2 separate regions of the Mus musculus genome follow, and region 2 is linked to region 1. A link is a loop called in an ENCODE intact Hi-C map of the cell type or tissue named here. Cell type or tissue: left cerebral cortex. All regions are shown on one strand. Links, peaks and the distances in the headings refer to the core of each region. The heading gives the core; the rest is flanking DNA. Region 1 overlaps Mipep (mitochondrial intermediate peptidase). Region 2 overlaps Mipep (mitochondrial intermediate peptidase).

Region 1 (16,010 bases), core at 2,642-10,641:
GAAAGGCACCTCTGGTTTTTTGGGGTTTTTTTTGGGAGGGGGGTTGTTTTGTTTTTATTTTTAAGAAACACTGCTGGCCCATGAAGAGCTGTGACAGAAACCATGCCTGACCACCTACAATTCAACAAAGTACTTTAAAGCACCAATAAGACCAACATACCTTCCCACGTGGGAGCCATCTGTTCCTGGTCTGTACTGGAACTCACTCACTAGGCCGACTGAGAGGGACAGAGGGTACAGGCGCTCTCCCAGTCTTTCCCAGACCTGATATCCCTCACCAACTTCAGAGCAAGTGAGAACGCAGAAACACAAACCCAGTCAGTGTGGTGGTCGGCACACGCCAGCAATCTTAGTGCTTCGGTGGCTGCGGCAGGAACAGGTGAGTCCCAGAAGAGCCTGGGGCATATAAGGACCCGGCCTCGAAACACAACAGCAATAACCATGCAAATCTAGACTACCAGAGCAGCAAAAGTATAACACTGCACACAGTCTGGGCTAAAATGGAAGAAATGTGCAATCACTTTGAAAGAAAAGATCCTTAGGAGAGGAGTAAGTCATTAAAAATAAGCAACAAGGACTGGAGAGATGGTTCTGGGTTAGGAGTGTGCACTGCTCTTGTAGAGGGCTGCTGGAGTTCAGTACCCACCATGCGCTGGGTCCACATTTACCCCTTTCTCCAGCTCCGGGGGATCTGAAACCCTCTTCCAGATCCCGAGGTCACCATTACTCACTTGTGTATCACCACACTACAATATACATACAATATTCAAATAAAAATGTATTTTAAAAAAGGCAATAGAACTCCATCCGTAAAGAGATAGAATACAACAGAAAACCAGCCCGTGGGACTGTGATGTAAAATCACCCTATAACCAGCTGAACAAGACTTTTGGATTCCCAGCATCAAACTACTGCTATGGAAAAACAAGTCAAGTGCAAAGTGATTTAGCATAAATATTAATAAAACGCTGGCACAATAAGGCCACTTACTCACAGAGTCAATACCCATATTTCACAGGGAACAAAGACAGTTACAACAGTGATATGAGTTCAGTTTCCCAAAGCATGTCACACCAAGGGGTAGCTCGCTAGACACGGATCTGTGAACTCCTCCCTGGCTAGTGGACCTGTGTTTCTGTGCGCTGTAGCTTCTCATGGGAGAGACTTGGGCTTTGAAGCTAGTGATCCCTCCAGCATCTCCCAAATATGGCTGAGACTTTACTCCCAAGAAGAGTAACTAACACACATAAGGAATGTTCCTAAGATACATCTGTAACCATTGCCTAACGGCTGAGACCATAATGAAAGCATCCAGGTACTTTGCATAGATTCTGTAAGCCCTGCAAATACTCTCTAGGTTATCAGTCAACGTTTTACTCTTCATGGAATGAAAGTATTTGAGACAAACAACTCCTGGCGGGGATACTATGAAGTCACGATGACACTGTCTTCTAGCCAACAGGGCTGCTACCACCCATGTACTCTGTCTCCTTTGCTTTTGCTCAGCATCCGACCTGTACATCTGGCCCAGCCCTAGAGCTCACCTCTGCTTCTGCACCATCCTGTACATGGCACATCCTGGTTTAGGCCACCATCAGTTTTGCTATGGCACAGGACACCCTAGTATGGGTCTCTCAAAACTTACTCTTGCCCTTTACCCCATATGGTGGAACCAAAATCACCTTTCAGTAATTTCAAAGATTTTCTGAACAGCATGAATACATTTTGATTAATAAAGAGGAATGATCAACTCACCAGCCACACAGCCACCCACTGACGTAAGCCATAAATACTTCTAATATTATACACAGTTCCATTCCTGAGCCAGAGTAGTATACTAGCTGCACTGTGTGACTCCCTTGCTTTTGGTGGTGGTTTGAGTAGGAATGACCCTCATAGACTCATGTGTTTGAATGTTTGGCCTGTAGGAAGTAGCACTAATAGGAGGCGTGGCCTTGTTGGAGTAGGTGTGGCCTTGTTGGACGAAGTATGCCACTGTGGGGGTGGGCTTGAGGTCTCATAGCTCAAGCTATCCCCAGTGTGGAACAAAGTCTCTCAGCTCCTTCTCCAGCACCATGTCTGCCGTAGGCTGCCATGCTTCTCAGCATGATGCTAATGGACTGACCCTCTGCAACCGTAAGCCAGCTCCAGTGAAATGTTTGCCTTTCTAAGAGTTGCCTTGGTCTTGGTGTCTCTTCACAGCAATGGAAACCCTCACTGAGGCCACTGGTCCTGGATCTCTGCACAGCAGTAGAACCCTAACTGAGACACTTTCCTTTGCAGTCTTCCCGAGTATGCTCTCTTCTGCAATACTCAGTTTTACATGGCTGTGAGTTTGCATGGAAGTCCTACTTAGTCTGACTTACGTGATGGCGGCTTATGCCTGCTGGATTCAGTAACTCTGCCCCTTAGCTGCTCCTGTACGGTGCTTTTCATTTTCCTGCTGACAACAACCTGGGCTTCTCATAGAATCTTCCCCACTCCACTCCTCTCCAGAAACATCCACAACCTGCTATAAAGGGTCCTCTGTGTCATTCCTGGAACTGAGAGTACCTCTCAGCATGCTCTATACACTAAATGCAGGAGATGAATGCTGCCCTCAGGAGTGCCCACACCCAGTGTTAGCGGAGAATGCCCAAACTCTCTCCAAAATGGGGAAACCACTCTGCACTCCTGCCCATAGTACTATAGTCCTGTGGTGCCACGGCCATCCCAACTTGGTATTCTCAACTGGCATACCGAAACTGACAGAAAAAAAAAAACAGTAATGGGATATGATTTAGTCAGCATTCCTTGGTCAATGTGGGGGTCATTTCATGTGGCTTACTACATGCCTGTGTCTCATGTTCTTTCAAAATGTTTTAAAAATATGTCTTCTCTAGCAGGTCTAATTTTATTCTTTTTACTACAATTAAAAAGAAAAAAAAGGAAGGAGGGAGGGAAGAAGGCAGGAAAAAGGAAACAGGTGCATGGAAGTATCTACTTCTACTTCTTAGTTTTCCATTTTTATGAGAGTAGACTGGCTTACGTTATATTAAACTTACTACCTTATCCTTCAATCTAAATGTACTTAAATTTGTCAGTTTTCTGTTTTACATTTAATGCCCGTGAGACAACATGTTTTTACATTCACTGCTGCTTCCCACATTTGGGCTCCAACTTGCTTTATGGACAGTGTGAGACAGAGATCTGATCATTGAGCCTTTCACGTGTGGTATGGGTGCTGTCTTATAAACCGTGGACTTAATGGTTTCTCTATATCCACTGACCAGAATCCAGGTATGCTGAGCCTCTTTTAGGGTTCCTATTGTGTGACATGGCCATACCTCCTCCTCCCAGGCAGGGCTACTGTGTGAATTTCCACAGTCGTTGCTCTGTGGTGCTGCAGATCACACACAATGCCTTGTGCAGAGCAAATAGGCCTCTATTCTCAACTGTTCAGGAGGTAGAGACAGTCAGACTATAAGATCGTGGCTCCATGGGATACAGGATGCATTCACCATCAGCCTGGACAGCTTGGCTCAAGAAACAAGGCAAAGAGAGGGCTGAGCATACACCATCATGTCCTGCCCGCAGCACGAAAGAGGGCCGTGAGGGCTGACACAACAGAGGACGTGAACTGGGCGAAGGGACGAACTTTCGGAAAACAGACACTTCCTCGGCATCCACGGAAGGAGACGGGGTGGAGACTGAACGCTGACTTCCTGTCTGCTTCCCTGCACACAAGCGAGCACACATGGGAGAAGCCTGACAGCAAGAAGTCTGAGGCCCCGTGAGAAGCCCAGGAATGTCAAGGCTGAATGGCATCCCCTAGATGGCACAGCCTTTTCATGTTTAAAAACAACAAGATGAGCTGTGCTGATCTGAACGAGAATGGCTCTCAGGGGCTCAATATTTTTGAATATTTGATCCCCTATTGGTGGATATCTTAGAAAGATCAGGAGGTGTGATCTGGTTAGGGGTGTGTCACTGGGAGGGGCAGGAATTTTGAGGTTTCCTGTACCCTCCCACCCCCAGCTCCTTCACTTGCTTGTTATTTCACTCCACCATTATAGACTTTAAACCCCTGAAACTGTAACCCCAATTAAACACTTTCACATATAATGTGCCTTGGTCACGGTGTTTCACCGTAGCATGTAGACAACCAAGACAGTGGAAGTACTAAGACAAGTTGGTACCAGGAGGGAGCCAGTGCTATGACAGGCCTGACCTTGCTATGGACATCTTTGGGACTTGGACATAAGAAAGCAGTTGAACACTATAAGCAGAGCCATCCTAGCGGGAGTGTGGAAGACCACTATGCAAAGAGCAGTGTGGACGACTGAGGCCTAACTCTTATATTTTTGGCAAAGAATATGGCTGACCTTTTCCCCTTGCCCTAATAATATGTCTGAACTGAAAAGTAATGGACTAATTAATTTATTTGGTGGAGGAGATTTCAAGAAAGCTTAATGTTGACTCTGCTGCATGGTTGTTATTAATTACTCCTATGTAGGTCTACCATGAAAAAAAGAACTGGGGCAATTACACACACACACACACACTATTTTATATATATATATTAAAATGAGAACTAGGAAATTTAATGTTGAAGCCAAGGCTTGTGCTAAAAGAGATGTGGAGATAAAGGAGAGCTTGCTCAGAGATGGAATGAAGGGAGTGGTGCCCTGAGGGAAAGACACACAGCTAAACTTCCAACTAGTGAACAAGCCTGAGGAATTTTCTGCTCCTAAAAAGTAACAACAAATCAAAGCTGGTATGCGAGTCAAGGATGCCAGAGCTCACCCCAAGTTGGTACTCAAACTTGGCAGTGTCATCCATGAGGTTCTGGCGCTAGGGTCATGAGGGATGCATGAGTAAAGTGGCTGTCGAATCCTCCTCCGTGAGTAAGGAGAGACAATGAGTCCAGTGTGCGGCAGGGGACTCTGCATGGAGCCCTAAGAGGTCATTGCATGGAGCTGGGAACTGAAGCCTAGATTACATTGGAGCTTCCAAGAAGTGTCAGAACCATCTGATAACTGCCAAGAAGAGCGGCACACAAATAGAGGGACCAGCCTGAGTGAGAGAGAATTCCCTACCGTGCCCTCTCCTCCCTTTGGTATGATGTATAGTCTGTGCCACTCTATGTTGGAAGTACAGAATTTGCTTTTACATTTTACAGGGGTTATGATTAAGAGATTTCCTTGAGTTCCAGAAAAGAATGTTGAGACTGTGAAAGACTATGGGGGCTTTTGAAGTTGGATTAAATGCATTTGGCATTTTGACATGGCCACAAGCCTATGCCTATGGTGGTTTGAATAAGAAGAGGCTCTATAGGCTCATATGTTTGAATACTTGGTCCTCAGTTGGACCAAGTATTAGGAGGTGTGTCAGGCAGTGTAGGGTTGGCTTTCGGGTTTTAAAAGCACTGTGCCATTGCAGTGTGCCCCTTCTCCCTGCCTTGTGCCTGTGGCTCAGATGGGAGCCCTCAGCTGTTTCTTTACTCTGCCATCGTGGACTTTAACCTTCTGAAACTGAAAGCTCAATTAAATGCTTTCTTTTGTAAGTTGCCTTAGTCATGCTGTTTTATCACAGCAATGGAAAACTAACTAAGACATGGGGTAAGGGACAGTCGCAGACATGTTCCCTGCCACACTTAGTTCTGTAGGTCTGGACAGCGTCCGGTCTTTTCCCTATCTATGTTTATTTATGAGGCTCACTCCTCAGTGGTTATTTTGTATGGAACTGAACTTGCATTAATTTTTCTTTAAGACTTATTTTCATTTTTTGTTTGGGTGTTTTGCCCCCCACCCAGTGTGTGTGTGTGTGTGTGTGTGCTTTGTTTGTGCTTACAGCCTATAGAATATGGAAGCCAGAAGAAGGTGTCAGAGTCCCTGAAACTGGAGTTACAGATGGCTATGAGCCTCCATGTAGGCACTGATAATTGAACCTGGGTCCTCTAAAAGAGCAGCAAGTGCTCTTAACCACTGAGACATCTCTTTAGTCCTAACTTGCATTATTATTATTATTTTTTAGAAAGCTAAGTAGACTATTTGGTGAGAACAACAACAACAAAAAAAACCCCACAAAACCCAAAACAAAACAAAAAACACCTCACTGAAGCCCCACAAAGTTTACAAATTAGGTAAGTTATTGAAACCTAGGAAACTGTTACTATTCTGTCTTCCATAGTTAAGAGGTTGTTTTCATCCCTATCAACGTTCCCTAGTATGTATACTGAAGAGTTCAACAGATCACAGGTTAGAATAGTAAATGATAGAAGATCAAAAAATAGGCAATTGGGGCCATGATTCTATATATTTAGAACATTAAGCTTCTAAGACAATAAGAATCTAATGACTTGGAGCACTGTCAAGGTCAAATAGTCCTTCAAATGGCATATAAATTATTTCTGAACATATTTACTAGTGAAGCGACAGTGACCTGGGGGCTAGTTACAATTTAATGATTAACTTAGTCTTTGAACATCATCTGATGCCCAGTCCTTTAACTTGGCACTGACTTTGTCTTCCCATAGTTTGGAATTCTCTTAGCATTAATTCCTTATTGGACTGACTAGGTTGGAAGGATACAATCTCAAGCCATCTGTAGCCAGTTCGCCTCCTGAACAGGGGAAATAAAACAAACCCAGAGAACAACAGAGCTGAGAACAGAGAAGACACACATGTGCAGTGAGGTCATAGAAGACCTAGATTCAGTTTAGCTAGAGCCAGACACATCTGCACCTTTCCGGTTATAAGACTCAACTAATACCCTCTCTGCTTAAGTCCTTAGAAAGCATTCTAGTGTAGTGTCAAGTTTCCCTGGGTTCTTAACACCTACAACTGGGAAGCCATGAGAAATGAGTCTACACTGCTGAGCCAATCAGTTGATCCTCTTTCCACAGGAACCTGGGACTAACCAGAGAAAGTCTAACGTGCCTTTCGATCCCAATCTGTCACTCTCTAATCCTGGGAAGGACCTCACTAGGAGGCCCGAGGAGAGGCGAGTACTCACAAGACTATGCTGGTTTAAGAGGGAAATTAGAGTTCTTTTTCCAAAGCAGTGATATGAAGTCAGGCAGGTAGGACTTAGAAATGGCAACCAGTCTCCTGCCCTCTAGCTCAGCAGGGCACTAAACAAGACAGGATATAAAGAATATAGCACAAGCCCTGGAATAATGTAAGGTACTCAATAAATGTTAGTTCTCTTTGCAATGAATACTAGGAGAGTCTCAACATATATATGTAATTAAAAACAAACTAAAAAGAATACTGACTAATCCCGGGTTCCTAGGCATATGGGACACACTAAGAGAAAAGAGAAAATGCACAGAGCAGGAGGCTCCTCACATCTGCCCATGGAAAACTTCAACACAAATGCAGGGATCTCAAGTCCTCCAGGAGGTACTGGTGGTGATCTGAGAAATGAGCAGAGCCATTCACAGCGTGATGGATTAAAATGCAGACTTACAGTGTCAGGAACATAGGGCAAGCCATAGAACTGCTCTTGTGTTTCCATGAGGATATCTGTGGTTGACTTCTTCAGGGGATGCTGGCCATGGTAGATTTGATCCAGGGCGGCATAAAAGACCTGGGCAGACAGAAACCTCTGTTTAGCTTTGGTAGTCCATCCTGTATTTAAGATGTGGTCAGTCAAAGATGCCGTAAGTGCACCAGAATGGCAATTATGAACCACAGCTGAAAAGACTCACAAACATAAATATGTGTTATTTGAGACATACGCTGAACCACATATATAACCAGTCAAGAGCTTCAAGGGGTACCCTCGAGCTCTCCATAATCAAGGCTGCTGTTCAATTTTGAACCTTATCCATCATTAAATTTGTGGCCACAAGTCTGGAATTATGCAGCAGTTATAAATATGTTAAAAAAAAAATCAGAATTACAGCTTGTGGTCCCTGTATCTAACAAATCCTGTTTGGTTTCTTCCTGGATCCTGTTCGTCATCAGTGAGAGGTGTGAGGTGGTCAGAGTCTTAGCGTTGCATCTAGAATGGAAGGAGCACTAAGTGACACAGCTGCATAGAAAAGGATGCAGAAAGCATCTAGTGCAGGAGAGCATGGAGGGGCAGGGGCAGACCCTGACGCAGCTGCTGTAGGGTTTGGAGCAAGGGCCACAGCAGATGCCAGATCTTTATCAGAAAGAACAAAGGAAGCAGCTGGGGGGGGGGGGGGGGCACAGTGTGTGTGGGGAGGGAAGACCCCTCCCTCACGAGTGGAGGAAAGCGGCCGTGGGACAGAGGAAAGCACCAAAGGAAATGTGGACATAAAAATCTGGACATGTGAGCTGAGTGCTGGGGTGGCAACACCATGTGGATTTACCTCCTAAGAGGTTTCACCAGGACATCTAACCTGAGTGCTGGAGTGGTAACACCATGTGGATTTACCTCCTAAGAAAGCGGCAGTGTTTTATTTAAAGAGACAGTTTGATGTGCAATTACACTGCTGTGGTGAGTCTTTCTGGCTTAGAAATGGAATCTGCAGAGAATGCGCAGCTGCTGACTTGAAAGAAGTGAGGATTAGTTTGGATAAAAGAAAACATGTAAATGACCTCTGGCCCCTGCCTTCGCCTACATATAGAATTATGCTTGTGAATTATAAAGCTAAGTTAAGCCTTCCCGGGGAAAAGTACAGACACTTTCTGAATATAAACATTGTGTTCTTCAGGCTGGTTATCCAAACATACAGCTAAATACAGCGCTCTCAGTTCCATCATGAGCAGTAACAATGGAAAGCGATAACCCAAGAGCCCAGAGCTGTCAGAGTAAATGGTGATGAACTGAACCTTAATTCTAACCTCAACCGAGGAGGCACACTGTTGCCCTACTCTACAAACAAGCTCGAATCCAAGAGCTTTGTCTCTTCCACTATGCCTTTTAAACGATGTAAATGTGGACTTTTAGGAACACTTGCGTCCTAGTTTAGAGAGATTTAGGTGTGGCCTTGTTGGAAGAGGTATGTCACTGGAAGGGGGCTTTGAGAATTAAAGACTCCATGTCACTTCTAGTTCATTCTTTGTGCTTTGTGCTTGAAGTTTAGGATTCGCACTCCTGGCTGCCTGCTCCTGCCTCCAGGCCTGCTCCTGCCTGCTGGGCCTCCACTGCGACTGCTCTGCAACTGTCAGGCCAACTACTCTGTTCCTTAAGCTAGCTCTGATCACGGTGTTGTATCACAGTAACAGAGCAGTGGCCAGTACCCTCTCATCCAGCAGCTGCACTCCTGGAACCAAGCCTTAGCACCACACAGAAGTACTCAGTCCGTTTGTTAGACAGTGCAGGACAAAAGGAGTGCCACAGTGTCTAACATACCGGCTAGACCACCTCGGAACTTTTCTACCCACTTGTCTGTACTGCAGCTCAGGAGCAGGGCATAACACTTGTATCATCGGGGATGGTTCCCCTCTCTCAGGCTTATTCTTTTGGATGGGCAGAAAAGAATAGTTGGTTTCTGGTTTAAAATAAAATCATTGGAACAGTGGTTCAGAGAGAAAGCTCCATGAGACCTTCAAAAGCAAATCAAAAGGTTTCATTGCCAGGGATGCACATACATGAGATCCCAGCACCGAAAGGCTGAGGCAGGAGAATCACATTCTAGGCCAGCCTGAGCCATTACTGAGATATCAAAATCAAAACGAAGTTATAAAATGCCTTTCTCCCGGTAATACTATTATTAAAAAATTAAAATTATTTTTAATTGAACTTATATGCATGGCCACTGAATAATGAAAAATTCATGGTTATGGCTATATAACCATTCTCCTCACTAAAGAAGTCGGGGACTAGCCAGGTGTGGTGGCACACGCCTTTAATCCCAGCACTAGGGAGGCAGAGGCAGGTGGATTTCTGAGTTCCAGGACAGCCGGGGCTATATAGAGAAACCCTGTCTTGAAAAAAAAAAAAAGAAAAAAAAAAAAAGTCAGGGACTGAAGCCAGCGCCTGTTGCATGCTCCAGGTATACACTATACCCCTAGGGAGCATACATACCAAGACACAACAAAATAGAGCTCATTTATTGCTTGCTAGGAATTGGATTTGGTTTTTGGGTTTGGGGTAGAGAATTTTTAAAAACCCAAAGCAACTGGAGACCAGTTTCGATGTGAAAGAGCTAACTGGATCGTGACAGAGTGCCGCTGAGGTCAAAGGCGAGTGCGCAGACTGTTCATTACTGTTAAGACATAAGGACAAGACACTCCCACAAACAATCTCAGTAAGTACAAATATCTCAACAGCTGGTCACCGACCTGGCATCCAGTGGCTCATCAAATCGCCCCTGTCTTCATCTCATAACCCAGGAAACTGTCTATATATACTATCCTAAAACTAAAAATAATTACTGTTTAAACTTCACAGGAAGTGCCACAATTTGTTTTAAAAAACAGAAAATGAGTAACAATACAGATGGTTGGGTCAGAGCCCTAACTTGGCTCTATACTCCTGCAAGGCTTTGATTTCCTTGGTAAAAATGGGAAATGACCATATTTCAGATTTCACGTGTACCTCATACAGATACTGTGAGAATTTCATGTGTCATTCTGGCCAAGTTCTTTGAACCGAGATGAAAGGTGTTCAGAAACATAATTATTGTAATAAATGTGTAGCACTGGTGAGAACTTCAAGTTGTGTGTATATATGGGATAATGTCTGGAAAACATTAACATGAGGTGCACACATACCTGAAGCTGCATTTCTGCTGCTGTGCAAACCTTCTTAGACTCACAGAGACGAGACACCATAGCTTTCGGGAGTGGCTTCATAAAACAAAACAATATACACATCAGTAAATTGCTTAATAAGCCACCTCAACAAGTGTACTTCAGGGTCAGGAAATTTAAAAGTAACATTGCGTGGGGAAAAGAATGAATGGCAGATCTCATTATACTGTAAAAACAACCTTTGAATATTTTAGTTGACAAGATAACATGACTGAAGGCATTCCATTTAATTTTAAGAAGGACTGTCAAATAAGGGTTTGCACAAGAAAAAACAGGATTAGAGGGAGTGACGGTATTGGCACTGATCTTTCAAATCTATTTAAACCCCAAAGGGAATACTTGTGTTCCTTTGTTTCCAGCAAGTATGTTCAAGTGCTCTCTTAACTTTCAAGTGCACATAATAACTGACAAAGAGCCTAAAAGATTAAAATGCCGAGATAAATGCTATTCCACAGTGCCAGACAGGGTTAAACTGGACTGATACTCTCAAACATCAGCTTGATAATAAACTTCACGTTCTTACTTTTCCACCCTGGAAGACTACAAGGCTTGAACTTGGTATGATGTCCATGTTATTTAAGGCTTTCTCCGTGAAACTAATTAGACCTAATCCTATAACACTTACACACCGGGGGAAAAAAAACTGAACAATGTAGTTGAAGTGAGTAAGTTCTTCTTTACTGAGGAAAGCTAAAATTCCTTCTACGGAGAAACACGTTATCTAAGAAACCAGAGGCAGGTGAGTGGGAGTTTAGCTACTGGAGTGTGGGCTCATTCACAGCTGCTGCTATCTCCATCCCCAGAGCAGCGTCTGCCACAGGACTCTGAAAGGCTTTGCGTATGGAACGATCCTTTCCTGTGACCCGGTTACGGAGAAGAGCCAGAGTAAGGAAGAACTGACTCGATTCCTAATGAAGAAAGAGACAGTTTTGGAAATTCACAAAGACAGAGATGAAGAAAGACAAGTGATGCAGAAGGTGAGACTCCCTCATGCCCTTCCATGCTTGAACATTTGGCCTCCATCCTGCAGCACTGTACAGGAAGGTTGGGACGCTTTTAGGTGGGTGGAGCCTCAGTGGATCCCTGGGGAGAGGCCTTTCTATCCCAGCCCCACTTGCTGTCCATCAATCTCTGCTTCCCGAGTGCAGATGTAATGCAACTAACCAGCGTCCTGCCCCTGCTGCCATGTCTTCCCCGCCCTGACATTTTCTGGCTTCTCTTGCCTGCTGAAAGGGTCAACACTGTCACCTGTGCTCTGTCATGGAGGACTGGTCTGCATCCTCCGACTCAGACATGACAAGTTTCTAGGGTTCAGGGAGAGCTCAATTGTTAGCTGCCTCGTCCTGCAGTAATGCTGCCAGTGACCTGCCAAGCTTTCTACATGGTTGGAGGGTGGGACACACCCAACGGGTCAGTGTTTCAAAAGTAAAGCGTTCCTGACGGGAAGGCAGCAATGCTTGAGAAAGGACGGGGAGTCCGAATTATTAAAGGTGTGCATGAAGATGCCTGCAATGCTTCAGCGCGTATGACAAGACAGTATGCATCAGTACCACAAGCCAGACTCCGTGGCTTTAGCTACGGGATAGGTCACTGGACAAGTATCTGCAGACAGCCTGCCCTTCCTCTGACTGGTATAGTCATTGGCCAAGAAAAAAACAGAAATCTCAGCTCTCTAGGAACTTACACCCTAGCCCATCTTGGTATTTAAAAAAAATACTATTGAAAAACCGGACAGACAGTTTTTATTCTATCAGTTCCCCCAGGCTCAAGGGTCAAGCACAGGACTTAACCCCAACTTCCTGTAAAATGTGAGCATCTGGCCTCTAAGTATTCAACTGTACTAACACCTCGATACTGACACACAAACAACATCCCTCTAAGCTCACTTATGAACTTCTGCACCACAGTCCTATTAATTGCCATCATGCTATAAGTGGGTGAGCATTAGATGTCAATCATTTTACTTTAAATACTTCAAAGAAAATTATAAAATGCAAATTAAAAAGGAAGTATGCTAACGATACCAGCCAACTCCCTCATTCATCCCATAAACTGCCAGTGTAAGTTTCTGTTGTGCCGAGTAGGGAGGACATGTTTCTCTTTTCTCAGTTCCAGCTCTCTGAATTTAGGTTTCCATGTTAATTTAGATATTGTCCACTTTTAGAAGAATCCTGCTTAATCAGCATACTTACTGTTTTCTTTTGCTTTAAAAAGGTCTCTGAGGCTGGGTGTTTATTTATAAAGAAAGCAAATTTATTAGGATCAAACTTTCAGAAACTAGCAGTCTAAGACTAGGTGGCTCTAATAACGAGAATCTCCTGGCAGATGGTGGGAACATGTACAGAAGAGCCCACATGGAGAGACAGGGCAAAGGCCTGCTCTCTTATAACAACCTACCCAACCAACCCCAGGAATTAACCAGGGTCCCTTAAAAACCACAGTTATTTCTTCTAGGGTGATACTATGAAGGTTCCATAACCCCAACACTGCTACACAGAGGACCAAATTTCCAGCAAACAAATATTTGGGACATGATCCATTTCCAAATCACAGCAGACAATTTACCCATAATCCACCATACTCAAGACTGAGTCCTCAAAACTCCCTTATCAGTACCCCAAGTGGTGCCTGGCCATCAAGGCCACCGAATATTCTGTAGGTCTGATAAGCTAGAATATTCCCTGACATTTCCTGTTTAGCAATATTTTATCCACCAAACTACCCAGCCTGGTGCTCTGCCACAGACAAGCCCATGTCCTCCTGTACTTGGAGACGGTGGGAGCAGACTCTCTCCCCTGCTGTAAAACTCCACTGCACTGCAGCTGGTCCCTCGGAAGAAATGCTGTCTTGTTGGGTCTTTTTTTTTTTTTTTTTTTTTTTAGGATTATACGGTTTTCTTTAAAGTATAAGATAAAACATCATCTTCTGCCCCCAAGAGTCATAATCCTGCTAACTGCATCAGATGGAGGTGGAGCTATGGAGTAGGTGACAGCTGTGCCATTTGAAAATACAACCCACCATCAAAGCATTCTGTTATCCAGCGACAAAGCCATCCCCACACAAGGTTTTGTTTTTGTTTTTCATTAATGTCCCAACAAGTTCTCCCTAACAGTGTTATAGTGGTAATATAGAACACAGTGATTATAATTATGTATTCAAGTACACAATTAGCATATAATTAATGGTTGGCAAGGTGAACATGTGGGAAAATGTCGGTAGGAGAATGAGATAGGTCCAGAATTGGAGGTAGGTAGGCACACAAAAACATGTTTCTCCCAGTCCTTACAGTTTTCACAGTAGATGTATCTCTAAGCAATCCAGCAGGTGAGGAGGAAGGAAACTCACAGGAGCCCCACGAGAAGGCCAGACCTCTTCCTGGAGCCCCAGCAAGGCCTGAAGCCTGGAGCTCCCCAGAAAGTCGGACAAGCAGCTCTGATAGCAAAACCTGACCTGGACAGCGCAGGAGCCGTGAAGCGGTTTATCTTCTTAAAACACTCACTGCACTTCGTGAACACAGAACAGGAACGGGTCTAAGGTGCATTTGGCCAGAACTCTTTAAGCTTGTTTTAAAACTAAAAATCTACAGTATTTAAAGCATTTTAATTTCTAACGACCCGGAAAATTCTGACCTTCAAAACACGCACGGAATTCCAACATTCCAGGTCAACAACTATAAATTTCTACTTGGCACATATTTTATCTGAGATAAAGAGTGAGAGAGCATTTACCACTTTTTTGGAAAACTAAAAGAAAAGACAAAAATAGTAAAAAGTTAAATCCTAGGGTCCAGGAAGATGGCTACAGAGACCTGCTGCCAAATCTGAAAACCTGACCTTGACCTCAAACTACAGGGGAAAGAGACCTGACTCCTGCAGGCTGCCCCTGACCTCTGTACAAGCTCGCACCGCGCGCGCGCGCGCGCGCTCTAAAACTATGTTAAAAGTTTCAAGTTTAAATGTTCCAGAAATAGTCTGTTGTGTTATATGTTGCCTGAAAAAGTAGGTTAGATGATAGATGATGATCCTGGGAGGAGTTGGGCGCATAGGGTGTGAGTATGTTTAAAATGTACTGCATGCAAGTAGAAAATTCTCAAAACCTGAATAAAAATATTTTTAAATGGGTTAGGTCACAGGTAGCAACCAACCTCTGAGCTTGTGAGCCAGCCCCAGTGAAATGTTTTCCTTTCTAAGAGCTGCCATGGTCACGGTGTCTGCTCACAGCAGTAGAACCTTAACTTAGACAGTTTTTGAGCTTCTTTCCTTCAATCCTATCCACATTTTAAAAATACAAGTGCTTCAAAGCACTGATTTGGAAATAATTATATGTACGTTCTACCAAGAAGACACTCTAATATGTAAAACTCCTTAAGGAAAAAATGGCATGTGCACAAGGTAGCACCCTGTTAACCTGCATACTACTGTATTCTGTGTGTAAACTTACTTTCTTCAGAGCCCCCTCCGTCTCTCTGAAACCAGCACTGACGCCCTTGTGGGAGACTCTAAGGTCCTCTCTGCTACAGCACTATGTTAGACATCGTTTCTGGCTGATGCGCCCTGAGGGAGTTCAGCAGTCCCTTATCCCTTGTCATATCACAGGTATCCAAGGCTCCGTCCACCTGCTTCTTCAAGGCCAGCCCCCAGGTTACTGTCTCATGCTGCAAACTACAGACTACCACCACCAGGCCCGCCCCGCCCTGCCCGGCCCTCCCTGCCCAGCCCTCCCTGCCCGGCCCTCCAGAGAACTTGTTTACATAGTAAAGAGCATGTTTCCATTTTGTGACTGTCAGGAAACATTTAGTATCAATAGTCTTCTGTAGGGGATGTTTCACTCAGACACAACAGTCCATCAAGCTGAGCCCTTCCTGAAGCAGCTTTCAGTTCCAGAAAGGATTTTTTTCCATGTCACTCCTGACATACTACCCCAAATGTAGTTTCAGAATATGTGTGTAAATTTATTGCAAAACAATATTTACTGGGTAAACTTTATCCTTCAGAGTTTCTATCGGGGAAAGCCTGCAAGCCCTCTTTCTAGAACTCCCCAGGCCTGATGCTGGCCTCGTCCCCTGTAGGTTGCCCTTGTGTTGGGAGACTGGAGATCATTCCTTAGGAGAAGAGAGGACAGATGGAGAGACGCCCAAGGTCTGCCCTCACTCGCATGTTATCAGACCGTCCGAGGCAGCTGACCGACTAAGCAGTGGAGACACAGCACTGAATGTCTGGGAGGAGGAGGAGGAGGAGGAGGAGGAGGAGGAGGAGGAGGAGGAGGAGGAGGAAGAGGAAGTCGTCGTCATCTTCTTCT
Region 2 (16,010 bases), core at 2,684-10,683, 60 kb before region 1:
AACGATATGGAGGGAAGAACGGGGCAAGCAGAAAGAGGGAGGCTGAGGAAGCGATTTTATAGATTGTTTTAAAATTAGTTGAAAAGTGGCCCCAGAGTATCACTGGTGAATTCTTACTATGTGGCCTTTCTGCACATGGCTGGTCGCTCTGCCAGTTCTCTGCCATCGTGTGATGCAGCCAAGAGAGGATCCTGGCCAGAATGCCAACAGCGCACTCTCCACACTCCAGAAAGCTGAGGTCAATGGACTCCTTTAGAAAGTGTCCAGCCTTGAGCATTTTGTTACAGCAAAAGAAAATTGGCCAAGATAATCACTTCTATGTATAATAACCGATTTACATCCTGTAGAGGAGATAAGGGTTTATTTTCCAGGCTTTGAAATATCTGCATATACATAATCTTAGAGATGAGCCCTAAGTTTCCATTTAATATCATGATGCCTTGTCAGGAAAAACACAGGAAGGCCATTACAGTCTCAGGGAGCAGCCCCGGGTCACATTTCTCAGCTCTTCCACCAGCCTCAGCCTGCAGAACCTGGACTTGAACAAGCTCTCACCGTTGGAAACCAGAGACAGCAGGAAGCCATCAGCCCCGAGAAAGTTAATTATCTTTGGTGTAGTCACCTCCCTCTTGAGAGAACAGGGCTGGGCAGCTGACCATTCACTGAAGCTAAATTGGCCTCCCACTCAAAGAATAGAATACAAGAAGCAGGCGGCAGGAATTAAAGGAAGATAATCAGAGGAGGTCCATCGTGGAAAAATGCAAAGTATTGCCCTGAGGAGGACAGGATCCCAGCACAGTTATTAATGTCAGGGAGATAAAGTACTGGAATTGTAAACACAGAGAGGCCCCAGGGGACTTAGAAAAGGCCAGCAAATAATACAGGAGCATGCAACGCGATCTGGCTGGAGCAGCCACACGAAACACGAAGCATTCTGAATTGTGTAGTTGAAATAGCAAGCCATGGCCTGAGACAGCTACAGTGCTCCCTGTCAACCCCCAGGGACCTCAGCCATGGCCCTCACAAAGAGCAGAACACAGGCGGATTAGTAAGAACTGGAGAGAGTGACCACAGAGGGACAGGCATGGGCACCTGGATCCTGACATCTAACAAAATCTGGTGAATGTGGCTGAGGAGGCCAAGCTCGAGGAAAGGAGACCATGACCAGGAGGCCTGCGGATCTGGACAAAAGAGTGGCTAAGCCACAGGAGACACCAGGGAGGCCTCAGATCTACGAGATGTCTCTTCTACAATAGGTCATAATGTCCTCTGAGAACCCAGAGTGTGCTCCATGGGAAAGGGACAAGTCTTCACTCTGTCACTGTTATGGCACTATATGGGAATGCAAAGGACCCAGTTCTCTTCCCAGCCTAATTCACCAAGATCCCACTTCTGGGAGACACTGCGATCAGGGGCCATAGGGATGGTCCAATGCTCTTGGTTCCCTGATCTTCCTACGGCATCAGGGTTCCACTGATGATGGACGGATGAACAGGATGCAACAGAAGGCAGAAGGGCAAGTCCCGGGGGTTACAGAGGAGAGTGGCACAGGGTCTGATGGCATAGGGAAAGGAGTAAATCCTGCCAGTCTCCAAGGTCACTCAAGGTCACTGCCAGGAGGCAGGCTGATGCCTGCTGTACCTACGACAGCCCCAGGCAGCAGCTACAAGTGACTTGCAGAGAGAGAGAGAGAGAGAGAGAGAGAGAGAGAGAGAGAGAGAGAGAGAGAGAGAGAGAGAGAGAAAAGAATACTTCTGGCCCCAGGTCACATATCTGAGTTCTTTCACCAGCCTCAATAAGCAGAACCTGGACCATGTGAACAAGCCCTCGCCATCTGAGACAGAAGGAACCAGGTAGCCGTTAGCAACAGGTTGGTCCTAATGGATTCTGTTCCCTCTTTATCTGTTTGTAAGCCCCTGCGCCAAGTACTGACCTTAGTAGGCCACAGGGACAGTGACGGCAATGAGAGATGACTTCCTGGTCTCTGATCCCAGAAGGAAACAAGAAGTGCAACCACTCTGGTATGGATGCAGAGTTCATAGAAGGCAGGAGCAGGTGGCCTAGGCCACTGAGACAAAGCAAAGAAGCTAGAAGAGTCCTAAGGTGAAGGCCAGAACATTTCTAGGCATGAAATTCAATGCGGGGCTGAAATCCACAGGTGCAGGACTCCCACTGATTTCAAAATGGTCCTCTCTTGAAAGATGCCCGACTTTTCTGGGCTTCAGCTTCCTCATCCACAAAACAGGGTTAGAAGTAGTAACTTAGGCTGGAGAGATAGCTCAGAGGTTAAGAGCACTGTCTGCTCTTCCAAAGGACCCAGGTTCTGTTCCCAGTACCCACATGGTGTCTTACAACTGTCCGTAACTTCAGTCCCAAGGGATCTCATAGCCTTTTCTGGTCTCTGGGCACTACATACATGTGATAACATGCATATAAATAAAACCAGAACACGTCCCTTAAACAGTGCCTGCCTCCCAGGGTGGTTATGGGGTTTGTGTTAACCTGGTATAGCATGAAAAGGTAGTCTCTCTAGGCAGTGTGAGTTTCACATTCCCAGGCCCAACCAGCTAAAGATAGGAAGTACTCATGAAGAACTGTTTCTGCGCTGCACGGGCACACAGGCACCACAGTAAACATCTGCATTACATTTGCATCGTGCTGGCTGTTATCTGCATAGATCAGACACTGCACTGTGTGTTAGCGGCTAGGTGGACCCTGCTCCTTTTTATGATAGGACCTCAAGCACTTTAGACCTGTGACAGTCTTTCTTGATGCCGAGAGCCAACTGTACTTCTTCAACCCCAGGGGTTGGTTGTCCCTTCTGTCCCGTGTGCAGCGCACCTGGAGGAATTCCCGTTGACTTAAGTGGGACCAGGAGGCCAGGAGGCCAGCCGAGGACACAAGGAGAGCGGAGTGAGGAATAGTTCTCGGCATCTATTCCCCCACTTAACATTCTATTACTTTTCTTCATTGAATGTGGAAGTATTTTGCAATTACATAGTCTGCAAAACTAAAATTAAAGCCCTCTGGTATTTTCAGATTGCATAATTCCATAGCAGAAGGAAGCTGTTGCTTAAGCATGTTTACTTGTGGCCAAAAGAACAAACAAAAAACAAATGTCAGTTTAATTATTTGGCTCACAAGATGCACAATACTATGGCAGCTGAGGGGGAAAAAAAAAGAGCTCTACAAAAATATGTCACCACAAGATGGTAAAAATAGCCATCAAAGCAAACTGGGTGGATGCTTTATTGTTTGTGGTGCTGGGGAGGGAGCCCAGCCCTGCACAGCTGTCCTTAAGTCAGACCCTGGTCACTTGCAGCTGACACCGGAAGACTCATGAAGTCCATCACAGAAGTCTCCAGCCATTTTTTAGGCTCTAGTTCTGGAGGTCATGGCACATGGGACAAACATGAATGCCACCCCTACACTATGGCCACAAGGTCTCAGCAGGTCTCTTCCTTCCATAAAGAAGAAACCACTGAGCCAGGCATGGTGGAGCACGCCTTTAATCCCAGCACTCGGGAGGCAGAGGCAGGTGGATTTCTGAGTTCGAGGCCAGCCTGGTCTACAAAGTGAGTTCCAGGACAGCCAGGGCTATACAGAGAAACCCTGTCTCGAAAAACCAACAAAAAAGAAAAAAGAAAAAAAAAAAGAAGAAGAAGAAGAAACCACTAACTTCCTTTATTGGGTGGAGAGAACCCAGAGCCCAGTGTGTCTAGCAAGCTCTCTACACTAAACTACACTCCAGTCCACAACTGATAGCCTAATTTTTTTCTTACACTAAAGTGCACATATTATAGCCTTACCCAATGTCATGTGGATTCCTCAGGGTGCAAAACACTTTCCTAATGTGTGGCTGTCAGTTACTGTCTGGTTCCAAGGCCCTTCTTCCTAAGCTGAAACTTGGGACCATTCAATAAGAAACCCGAAGCTCCTGGTTCTAGCTTAGTGCATATGTTCTAATGCTTCTTAATAGTATGCAGAACTCTGCTGGGTGTGGCCCAGCTGGTGCTTCACTAAAATTCGAGAAGCCCCGAGTGTGAGCCCCAGCACCACATCAGGACAGATGTGGTGGCTCATGCCTGAAATCCCAGCGGAGTCGGGAGCATTGGAAGTTCAAGGTTGTTGGTTCTTGGCTACATAGGGAGTTTGAAGTCAACTTGGGGTATGTGCGGCCACTTGTGCTGGTAAGTTTTGATTGACAACCTGACACAACTTATGGTGGTATGGCAAGAGGGAACTGAAGAACTGCCTGCATCAGATTGGCCTGTGGCCTTCTCTATGACCGTTGACTTGATTGATTGCTATAGGAGGCCCTGGCCCACTGAGTGGCACTATCCCATGGCAGGTGAACCTGGGCTACAGAAGAAAGCTAGCTGGGACAAGCCGGTGAGTAAGCAAACAAATGGCATTCGTCCACAGTTTCTGCCTCCGGGCTCCTGCCTTGGGTTCTTGCCATGACCTCCCTCAGTGGTGGATTGTGATTGGGAGTTTGTAAGATGAAACACTCTCACCCCATGTGTGTTTGGACATGGTGTTTATCACAGCAACTGAAAGCAGACTAGAATCCTGCCTCAAAAAAAAAAAAAATCACATATATGTACTTGAGTGTGTGCATGAGTGTGTGTATGTGTGTGTGTGTGTGCACACGTGCACACATGTACTCCCCATTCCTAAGCACTGCACATTGTGTAACTAAGGGTATAAGGATCAAGAATATCCCAGGTAGGTCCCAGAGGGGTAGGGACACAGTCAATCAGAGACTAGAGTTTGGTCAGGAGTCTTGGTGAACAGGGCTCCTGTGCTCATAGGCCTGTATTCTTGATATCTCAGCGGTGGCTCCCGGGGACCTGGAAGGCTTGCTCTCTGTCTCTCCACTCATCATAAAAGCTTTCTTCTCTCTTCCATCCAGCTGGCAGAAGATTAAGCGGAGAGCTTCAACACAAGGTCCTCTCCATCCTAGGCTCCAGCTGCAGGCTTCCACCTGTTCTCAGGGTGTGCGGTAGCCCAGCAAGTAACGTCATAGCATCTAGGGATGAGTGTGTCCTTTCTGGACCCTCTGCATGGAGACTTCTGGGTTTGGACAGGACCTAGGTGTGCTGTGTTCTTGGCCATAACAGCTTCTTGTACCATCAGAACCTGCAGGCCAGAGTCCCCTGGGCCTTTAATGACAGTTTATCCCTGCAGCCCTGGGCAGTACTCCTTTGTCACTGACAACAGAGGGACACACCAATGTCCACAGAACAGGACTCCACCACGGCCAGGTATTATCATACTCATTAGGCCTGTTGTACTCCTAGTCCGGGGCTGGCAGAACGAATCAACTACTTTCCAAAAAAACCTAGACACCTCTGTCCAGATCTCCCAAGGACATTTCCTGGGTGCTCTGCCACCTGGAAGCTTGGTCACAGCCACTCTGGATGAGCTGTGAGAAGGGTAGGCACATGCTCTGGGCTCAAGTGGATGCTGTCAAGGCCTGGGGAACTGCAGCCCCTGGCAGCCACAAGAGCTCTTGTCCCCATACCTGAGTTCTAGGTTCATGAGGAAGAAAAATCATCTTTGTGACTCCTGGCCTCTGTCAAGACACCTGTCATATGACTTCCCTCAGCTATCTCTTGTAACTGCCCCTCATTCCATGCAGGGTTCCCCAAAGAGAAGTCACTGTGTCAAGAGGCATTCAGGAATAAGGCACCCCAGCAGGGCAAGGGTTCTTGAAATGTCCAATTATCAGGATGGCAATCTCCCAGGAATAGTCTAGAGGCCTCAATCTTTACAGGAGAAGCGTAAGCAAGAAGGGCTCCACTTCCCCCTAAAAAGAGTTAATAAGTGATCTGGGGTCAGGAAATTCCACCCAAGATTTGAGCAGCAGCACTCTGCCCACACATTCCCACCAACCATTTGGGACTACTGGTCTCCCTCCCCCACAGTCGTTCCCCATCCCTGATGCTTGCTGTGGGCTTGGGGGAACTGAAGGCTAGCACATGGGAAGTCTTGGGTAAATTCCTCTCTAAGTCCCTCACCATGTTAACAAACACAACTGGACTTTACTGCAGATGAGACATGGTCAGCTCCTAAACTGACTTGAGTTCTGTAGAAAGACACTGGTTCTTAGGAGTGAGTGACAATGTGGGGACATCATTCTCCCACTTACCATCGTTTGACTCTACTTCAGCTCCTCATGGAGTGGAAGGGCACCCATCCGTTCTTCACTTCAGTGCTGCCGTCAATAAATTACACGAGACACTCAAGACCGTATTATAAAATAGCTTCTCTGTTAGATGATGATGAAGTATCCTGAGAGCATTTAAGGTGAGCCAGGCTAAGCGAGAATGCTGGGTAGGTGGTGTACATTAAATGCCATTTCTGCTGAAGCCATTTTAGCTTACATTGGGGATATTGGGGTCTATCCCCATAATAAGTCCAGGGGCATCTGTGTATTAATCATGGGGCTGAGAGCTCAGGAGGGCCTGGGCTTTCAGTGAACCTGTCTGGTGGATTGTCACAGGGAGAGCTCGGGGGGTGGGGGGGTGGGGGGGCAGAAGGAGCAGTAAGACCTTAAGAAGCTGTGCTGGAACCTCAACTCACAAGTTTAGACTGGGGTCTGGCTTCATTCTTTTCCGAGATTTGACAACAATTGAATGCTACCAGCCAGTGACCTATGGAGACTGTATTGTTTGGGGGAATCATCTATCTGACCTCAAATATCTCAGATGACTCAAGAGTTCCAGGAATGCCTGCCATGTAACTGGGAGGTCATTTCAGAGCCTCATATCAATCCTGCTTTCTCTTCTCCCTCTCCTCCTGGCTGCTCCAAGCCACTGTTATGCCCCCCTCCCCCTTCCAGGCATAAACTGGGCAAAGACAATTTGTGCTGCAGATCTGCAATCGTGAGAGCTGCCTCCTTTGCTGTGGGTAAGCAGTTTTCTTTTTATTTGTTGATTTATGAGTTACTTAAAAACCAAACATGTCAAAATTAGATGGGACGCAGAAATAACCTAGTAAGAGACACATTTAAGAAGTGATAAAACATGACAAACTGGATGGGACCCAGGAACAGTGACAGAAGAGCAGGATTTGGCACAGCTCACGCGATGATGCTATGCAGTGATACCCTGGTTTTACCACATTTGGAAAATTTCGAGTTCTGATCTCCACTTGAAAACATTTGGTCCACTTGGCCTGACTTCCAAGCTTAGTGATGGACTCAGACTCCACTCTGGCTTGGGTTTCAGAAGGACACAGTGAATATTCAGGAGTGGGACACTGAAGCGACAGTTTGCCTTCTTTGCTTTCTAGTCAGTAAGAGTGTGGCCCAGAGGCTCCTCCCTCCAGCTTCCTGTCCTGCCTGCCCTCTTCGGCATCCATCTATTTATCCCCTTGGAGAAAATCCAGTTGGCTTTGTCAACTGAAGCTTCTACTGGTGACCATGGAGGCTGCTGAAGGGAAGCCAAAGACTGCTGATTCGGAAGGCTCCCCTCCGATTCATTCTCAGAGGGCAGGAGAGACCTTGCAAAGGTCAGGCATGTCTCACAAGGTCTCCTGCACACCTTCTGCTCCATTTCCCAGACTTTGAAACAGCTGAGAAGAAATGAACACTCAAGAGAAGAGATTCTTCTTTAAAGTCAAGGTTTAAGTGTAGATGGCCCCAGTTTAAAAGTGGTTCATCTTAAGATGGTGCAATTTCATGGTGCCACATAATATGATTTTGAAACGGACTGTGGGATTAAACGTTTGAACCCTTTCTCAAACTAGACATGATCCATCCAACCTGCTTTTGACACTGGCAGAAACTGTGGGTCCAAGCCAGGTATAGAAAATGCTTCATCAATTAGACAAGCACACAGAAATATCATCTGTCACCAAACATTACCTTTTCAGACCTGTCACCTAAGGAGCAGGAGAAAATGAGTGTCTTACAGAGTCAGGAAGAAGACTCAGAGGAGAGCTCTGTCAGGCAGAGTGATCTTGATTATCAGTGAGGCCTAGGCAATGGTGGCATACTGGACAAGCTGCTAACAGGAAGCACATGATCTCGACCCCTCACTGGTTGGTTCTTTCTGGAGTCACTCTCCCACAGTTCATCTATCGACACAGAAATGGGCTGTCTGGTTACCACCCACTATCAGCTGACAGGGCCTGGGGTCACTGAGAGGCAAGTCTCTCACATATTTGTTGTTGTTCTTTTCTAATTTTAATTGAATCACTGCTAATCCATTTTTAAAACTCTTAAAACCATATTTTAATACCTAATTTGTGTGTGTGTATGTGTGTGTGTGTGTGTGTAGTGGGGCACTATCAGGGACTTCCCTCCAGAATAAGACAGTGACGGTCATTCCTCTACAGGTCCAAATTGAAACAGAAAGAAACCTAAACTAAAACACATCCCACACAGAGGAAAAAGGATAAAATCACATTCTTAGGGTGTTGGTGCTTTTCCTAGTCTTTGATGTGTGACTTTCAAAAAAATTAATACCCTAGGTCATTAAAATATACATTTCCCTTTGGCTTTATTTATTTTTTTAATAAAAATTAATTGTCCACACATATACACCTGAAGGACTCACCATCAGTTGCCTGACTCATTTGCTGGCATAGACAGGCTAATCCTAGTCCGGGATCATCTCACTCCATGGGGTTGCTGCATGCATCCATCTGGAGTCCTTCATCGTGATTTTTCAGTCACGGCGGTTATAGCATCCCGGTGTGGAGATGGTAGTCATCGATTCCCAGTTGAGCCCCTATAGCTATGGGGTGAGGGATGACTATCTGGAGGTACCAATATATGGTTTGTGGGATGGACAGTTCTGGAAACTGCAAAGACCAAAGCATCGAGAAAGTAAAGCGATGGGCCCCAAGAACCAAGTGGAGTAGGGGAAGGGGCATTTTATGGGACCCCAGGACCTTCCCTTTTCCTAAATCCCTTCCCTTCCCTCCCATTGGTCCTCCCAGCCTCCTCCCTCGGACAGGCTCTTTTGTCCTGTGGTTAGTTGCTAGCTGTAGCAGTTGCCAAGTGCTCCAGGAACCAGAAGCAGGCCCCTTAAAGGGGCTCTCCCCAATCTGCCTAAATTCCCCTGACTATCCCACACTTCTGTTAAAACCAAGACTGATAAAGACACAGAGACTTGGCACCCTGGGGACACTATAGAGCCTGTCACACACCTCTTCTGATGGCCCTGAGGCTGGCTGGCTGGCTGATGACTCCCAGGACATTTCCCAGAACAGAGCTGGCATGTGTGAGTACAAGCCTACAAGGATCTGATCTTATGTTATCCAATCAGATAAGGAGAATAAACAGGGTGGGATGTGGCTCCACGTCTGCCAGGGCGCTGGAACTGCAGCCCATTCAGTCACCAGCAGCGCCCAACCCTACTCCTCCTGCTTTGATTGCTCTTGGCAGACTCTAAACAGGCTCCCAGGAGCTTCCCGGGGTTAGTGTGGAGAGAGCCTTGGATTGGGAGGCTCAGAAAGACAACCCTACACCATCCTGGTTGTGGGAAGCTCACCTCAGTGGGCCAACCGCTCTTCTGCATGAATCCAGAGTCGGATGTGCACATGGCGGGTGAGATGGGTCAGTAGTTCACGAAGGGGCCCAGCACAGCAGGTCACTGAGGAGATCTCTGGGCCTCATGAGCTTATAGGACACTCCTAGAGTATGAGGACGCTGAGTGTGTCCCAGACTGGGAGACCCTCCCCTCTGTTGTGGCTGGTCACATAGCAGGAGGCAGGAAGAGGGCGCTACCAGATACCACTTTGGAGTGAGAAGTTGTAATTCTTGACTTTAATGGCAGGAAAACCACCTAAGTCCATGCAATGATTCCTTTCCTCATGCTAACAACATGTAGCAACTCCAGAGCTGCCAATGGAAAGCAGTGGCTTCTGGGAAATGACAAACAAGGCTTGAACCTGTTTCCTTATGTACTCATGTCTTGACCCTCGTATGTCTCACTAACATTATCTTCACAGTCAAGACAGCAAAGCCTGCGTTCAAATCCTCCCTGCTCTGCACCCGTCTGTGTAGAGTCTAAAACACCCTGGAAAGACTGTTTATATCAGTAGCAATACTTGGGATTGGATTCTCGGTTACTGTAGCTGACTATCCAAGAGACTAGGATAGAGGTCTTAAGAAATGTTAGTGTTCCTTTAAAAGATAGGTGTGATCTTTTAAAGAACTCTTCAGATTGTCCTAACTTGCAACAATTTAGCATTCCGTGGAGTTTCTAATGCATTCAATTAAGAGATCAACAGAATGGCTGCAGTCTGGACACAGCCCCTGGTGGCACAGGGAAGGGTGGTACTCTATAATTAGAAACTTCTGTGGTTCACAGATCCACTAAAAATCCTTAAAATTGCCAAGCAGGTGAGACACGGTGTAATTAAAACATTACTATTTATTCTGAGTCCTGTCAATTTAAGGCTTGTCAGAAAATGTCTCCTCAGTGATCGCTGAAGCTGGAGCGAGCTTTCCTAGCTGGAGGGTCTGGTGACAAGGTTCTTATCCACGGGAGCCATGCTGCTGCTATTTAGAATCCAGGAAGAACGTTTCAAAGTCCAGATTCATGTCAGACACGAGGGCATCCACAAAGTCATCGATGGAAGGACACTTCTGCAGCATGCCTGTAACCAGAGCATCAAGACACTCACGTTAGCACCCTGAGACACCAGGGGCAGGACAAAGGGTCACCTTCACACTGGGGGACACTGACTTCTAAACCAGAGGTTGCCTCTACAGTCCCACCATGAGAGGACAATTCATTAAAGTCACAGGGAGTCCATGACCTGAGCTGTTCGTGACTTTAAAGCATTACACTCTTTAAGCAGCACCTGGCTGAGTAACTTAGGCCCAAATGCATTTCCCAAGAATTCTGTTCCTGTAGATATTACTGTCCCTTGGAATTACCAGATTGAATTTTTGAGTTATTGTTGACCAGGATAATTTAATTTTGAGTAGGTTGAATTGTAAGCACATTCTATACACTTCAACCCCACTGAGGTGTTAATTCTTGTAGAAGTCTTGTATCTGGGTCCCTCCAGACATCTCTCATCATCAGAAGGGAAGACAACTCAGACCCATAGAAATTCTGACGGTCCCAAGAGGGTACCCAAAAGATGCCCCACAAATAAGACACACTGATGGATTCTCCGTCTGTGAAATTCAGAATGGGTCTGGAGAGAAAGGAAGTCGTACAGGTGCCGTAGCAGTAGCCTTGGCAACAGGGTCTGAGGAAACATTCTAGAGTGACGGTTCTCTTCTCTAACTGGATAGCAATTCAGATTATACTAGTGTTAAATCAATTCAATAGAACCTGACAGATGCCTAAAAATTTTTACCATTACCCAATACCAAATGGCCAGCCTTGTTAACATTATACAGATCGAACGGGTTATATTTAGAAATATATGCATATGCATATATGTATGTAACAACAGTGGAAAAAAAAGAGGCCATGGATTTGTAAGAGAGCAAGGAGAGTATATGGAAAGGTTTGGAGGGAGGAAAGGAAGGGGGTGTGATGTAATTATAATCTTTAAAAAAATAAAAAGAAACAATTAAACAAATTACTAAAAGAACACTTAGTTTGAAACTTGTGCCTTTTAGAGGAGAAGCGCAATACTGGAAACCTACAAAAGCGTCTGTTGTATACTAATTTGTCCAGGATACAGGGTGAGGCTGGAAGAGGTCTCAGGAGGACAATTTAAGGCTCTGAAGTAGAGCAGCAGGGGACCAGAAAGGGAACCCAACTGGGCACAGGAGGAACAAGACCGTATGGACAACCACGGGCCAATGTGAGCGGCAAAGAACAGTCACTGGGTAATGTCTGAGGTGGCTGCAGTCAGCAGTGAGAAGAGACCTGGGATTGCAGGGATGGTTCACGGTCTACAGACAGGAACGAAGTCATTCCACATGCGCTTAAAAACTGCTCCCAACATACAGAGTCTACTAACTAGGCTGGTGCGGCCGAGAGCAATAACAGTATTTTCATTTTGAGCTTCAGATTAAATAAAGTGTTTCTATTCTTTCCGGTTCAGATTTTAATAGCCCCATCTTGAGAAAACAGGGACAGAAAATTACACCATGATGCCTTTAGTTGTACAACTTGAAGCACCATTTTCTTCTCTACAGTAAAACAACTCTCACGGATGAAAGCAGCTACTGTGCTTGTCCAGCTGTGCGGTCAGTGCGAGCATCCTGGTCTCAGGCCACTGCAGTAGCATCTTCTGCACTGCCCCTCCAGATGCAGGCAGGTACCATAAGCATGTACATCTGATTGGACAGCAGGGCAGGGCCCTCCCTGGGTTCCAGGTTTCTTGAAGCAGAGCCCGTATGTTGGAAAATCTTTAAGCATCGTTTTCAATCAATTATTACACAATTTTCTTTTAATATCCGAAACATTTCTATAATTACATGGCTGCTTGTTTTAAATTAAATGGCTGTAACCATCAGAGGGTAAAACCATTTACTCAGAGCCAACCTACACAGGTAAGTGTGACCATCCTGTGTCTTTGAAGTGGTTCACTTCAACTCTATAACCTGCCAGCATAAGTGTGACCTGGCTGCATCCTCGGAATAGAGCTACTCAATATACACCCTGTGCCAACTGCCCGCCCCATACCATTCGTGCACCTCAAATGGTGACTGTGGCAATGAGAGAGAGAGAGAGAGAGACAGAGAGAGAGAGAGACAGAGATCTTGGTTTTTCCTCAAAAAAATCTTGTGGAGCTAAATGGTTTGGTGATTTTTGTCTGTCATGTGACTGTTGAAGATGAAAGTGCAGGAAGTAAGAGCCCGGGACTTGGAGGATCAGGCAGAGTAGCCTCTGGGTACACAGCAGTGCCAATCAAAGGACCAAAGAGAACTACCCAAGTGTGTTACAAGTATCAGCATGACCTGATCCCACATACAGAATTAAAGACCAGCCCAGTGTTTCAGACAGTTTCACAAATGAGAAAAACCAAAGTCGGCGCTTACATTTATCCGTCCTGGTTAGTATTTAGTCAACTCAACACAAGCTAGAGCCATCTGGGAAGAGAAAACCTTAACTGTTAAAAATGCTACCATCAGACAGGCCTGTAGGAGAGTCTGTGTGTGTGTGTGGGGGGGGGGGGGCTTTCTTAATTAATGATTGATGTGGGAAAGCCCAGACCACGGTAAGCACTGTCACTCCTGAGAAGTATAAGAAAGGTAGATGAAGCTGGGCGTGGTGGCACACACCTTTAATCCCAGCACTCGGGAGGCAGAGGCAGGTGGATTTCTGAGTTCGAGGCCAGCCTGGTCTACAGAGTGAGTTCCAGGACAGCCAGGGCTACATAGAGAAACCCTGTCTTGGAAAAAAAAAAAGGAAGAAAGAGAGAGAGAGAGAGAGAGAGAGAGAGAGAGAGAGAGAGAGAGAGAGAGAGAGAGAGAGAGAGAGAAAGAAAGAAAGAAAGAAAGGCAGATGAACACGAACCAGAGGAACAGCAGATCAGTAAGTACTTCTCCTCTACAGTCTCTGCTTCAGGCCCTGCTTCGCTTCTGGGTTCCTGCCTGAAGTTTCTGCCTTGACTTCCCGTCACGAAGGACTCTAGGCTGAGGGGGAAATCAGCTTTCTTCCTTGTGCTGTTTCTGTTAGGGTTTCACCAGCACAAGAGAAAGCAAATCAACAGTATCGATTTACCTATCTACCTGAAAACTCAAAGAACACTTGGGTTTGAAAAAAAACTTTTGTCAAAATGTTCCCCTTCAAGTCCTAATTTGGAATGGCTGGCAGCTCTGTGGTTTCCTGGGAGACCCGACACAGGTCTCTATGGAAATCAGCATGGGGATAGGGATGCAAACAAGTAAGGGCTGTTCTGTGCTCACAGGGGAGAAAAGGAAAAAGCCAACGGCAAGAAAACAAGGTCAAAGTGCATCCAGACACACATGGTGCCTATCAGTTCACACAAGGAAACTGGGGCTTTAAGTCTCATGAACCCGCCTAACTTCAAGGGTCAAGCAACAGCCAAGGAGCCATTAAGCAAGAACGTTTTAACTTATTTTTCTCATTTTACTGAGAGGCAAACTGGCTAACAAAAGACAGTATAAGGCAGAACTCCTGCAGCCTCGCTGGACTGCTTCTAGGACCTTGTTTAACAACTTTGAAACATGGGCCAATTATTCTGGGCCTAACTAAATGATTTATAATATTAAATGGATTCTAGAACTGACTGCTGAAGCAGGCAGGTTTCCAAAATGCATCATGTGCTCCTAAGTGGCTGCTGACACTGGGCTGGAAAGAGTGGTGATGACAGAGGTGACTCACAGGGGTACAGACCCGGCTGATGCAGACTAGGACAGATGGGCCGGCTAGGGAACGGCCATTCAGGATGGAGTGTGCACTGAGTGCTAAGCATGGTGGTAAGAGCATTAACCTCCTGGATCTTTTTTAAAAAATGTATTTTTTAAAAGGAATTATGTATTTTATTTATATGAGTACACTAAAGCTGTCTTCAGACACACCAGAAGAGGGTATCAGATCTCATTACAGATGGTTGTAAGCCACCATGTGGTTGCTGGGAATTGAACTCAGGACCACCCGCTGTATTTTAATGTTTTTAATGAAGTGGAATTGCAGTGCACCCCTCCCTCCTTCCCTCCCCCAACTCCTACCAGTTACCCTCCCTTAAGCTTCTCCCTTGTCCCCTCCCCAACTCTTCCATCATTAGCCTCTTTTGCTTTGATTATATTTGTTATTCACATACATGCATATCTTTATGCACATATATATCAACAGGACTTGCTGAGTCTGCTTTAATTGTGTTTGGTTTCAAGAATGAGTGAGTACCTACCACAGAGACAGATCTCTCAGCCAGAGGAGGAGCCGTCCAGTTCTCATGGTTGTTTTCTTGAACTCTGGGAGTCTGATTCTATAACACATGTTCTTTAGGCACTAGAATACAGTTTTCGTGTTCTCTGATTTGGGGATATAATATCCGTCCTAAGAGGGCCATGTTCAGATTTTCAGCATCCTTTATGTGATAAAGCCTAAATGTATGGAAAAATCCTGGATGCCTACACCTTGATGTTGCGCATACCAACAAACCCACTGTTCCCAGCCAGAGTGCCCAGTAGGTCTGGGCAACTCCAAGAAGCATACTAGGAGCAATCAACTGTGACTATTTCAAAGGAGACAGTGACAGAAGAAACCGGTTTGTGTTGGCTGAGGAGCAACCTGTAATGGCCAAAACGTTTCTACCCAGGCAGTGTGTGACTAGAACACTCAAGAGACTCGAACAGATAGATATTCAGTCCTCGACCCAAGACCTCTTCCCATCAGGGCACATGTTGAATGCTAGTTTGTGGCTGGGACTGTGTTCTACGTACTTAGGGAGGAAAAGTGCCCAACAGTCCTGAGCTTCTGGGTATTTTCTGGGTGGCCTCATGTATCTGTGGCAAGTCCTTGCGATAGAAGCTATTTATACATGCATCTCTACCTCACCAAGAAAAGTCCTTATTACTCAAGGACAAGGTAGAGAGTGTACGTCCAAGCTCAAGCACAAGCCCATGACTGTACTCAAGAGTAAGTATGTAGAGTAAGATCTAGCCAGATCTTTAAAACACCAACCCTGCTGTGCCTGGACTCTTTAGGCCCCTGAGTGCCCTTCTGGGTACACAGCTAATGCTGCTATTTGCAAACATGGCTGAAAGCAGCTGCCTGGCAGTTGGCATGTGTATGCTACTGAACCAGCCAGCCCTGCAGAGACAGAACCTTGCCTGGCTCCTTTACTAAGTGCCTGCGGTGAAACGGGTTATGAATGGGTTAGAGAATGCAGGGGATTACCAGCAATTAAAACCATCAGGATTTGTTTAAGCCTTGAAAGAGAAGCTAAAGAGTTGCATCTCCCCTTTGAATCTAGTTCATAGATTGTTCAACACCAAACAAAGATGGCCAATAAAATAAGTGTGTGGTTATGTTTGATAAAAGTTCAGTGAAAGACAAAGATCAACGAAGAAACTATAAAGAGAAACTCTGTAAGGGGTTTTCCATACACTT

Evidence for each region. Peaks named below come from ENCODE experiments on the same cell type or tissue, not always from the same donor. Only the 100,000 strongest peaks of a DNase experiment are listed, where the experiment ranks them.
Region 2: a loop joins it to region 1, with 4 times the contacts of the local background. A loop is called at or near these places in 5 of 42 quality-filtered maps.

Annotation. Positions count from the first base shown.
Region 1 is chr14:60,837,946-60,853,955 of GRCm38, reverse strand. Mipep (mitochondrial intermediate peptidase) reads right to left here. Exons shown (of 19, transcript NM_027436.3): 15 at 10,674-10,748; 16 at 7,453-7,572. Among named protein-coding and RNA genes, the nearest start is that of Mipep, 61 kb to the right of the region's middle. In left cerebral cortex, for the core only: no CTCF peak of the experiment used is centred there; no DNase peak of the experiment used is centred there.
Region 2 is chr14:60,897,975-60,913,984 of GRCm38, reverse strand. Mipep (mitochondrial intermediate peptidase) reads right to left here. Exons shown (of 19, transcript NM_027436.3): 19 at 10,372-10,617. The coding sequence ends at 10,520. Among named protein-coding and RNA genes, the nearest start is that of Mipep, 120 kb to the right of the region's middle. In left cerebral cortex, for the core only: no CTCF peak of the experiment used is centred there; a DNase peak (open chromatin) is centred at 7,369.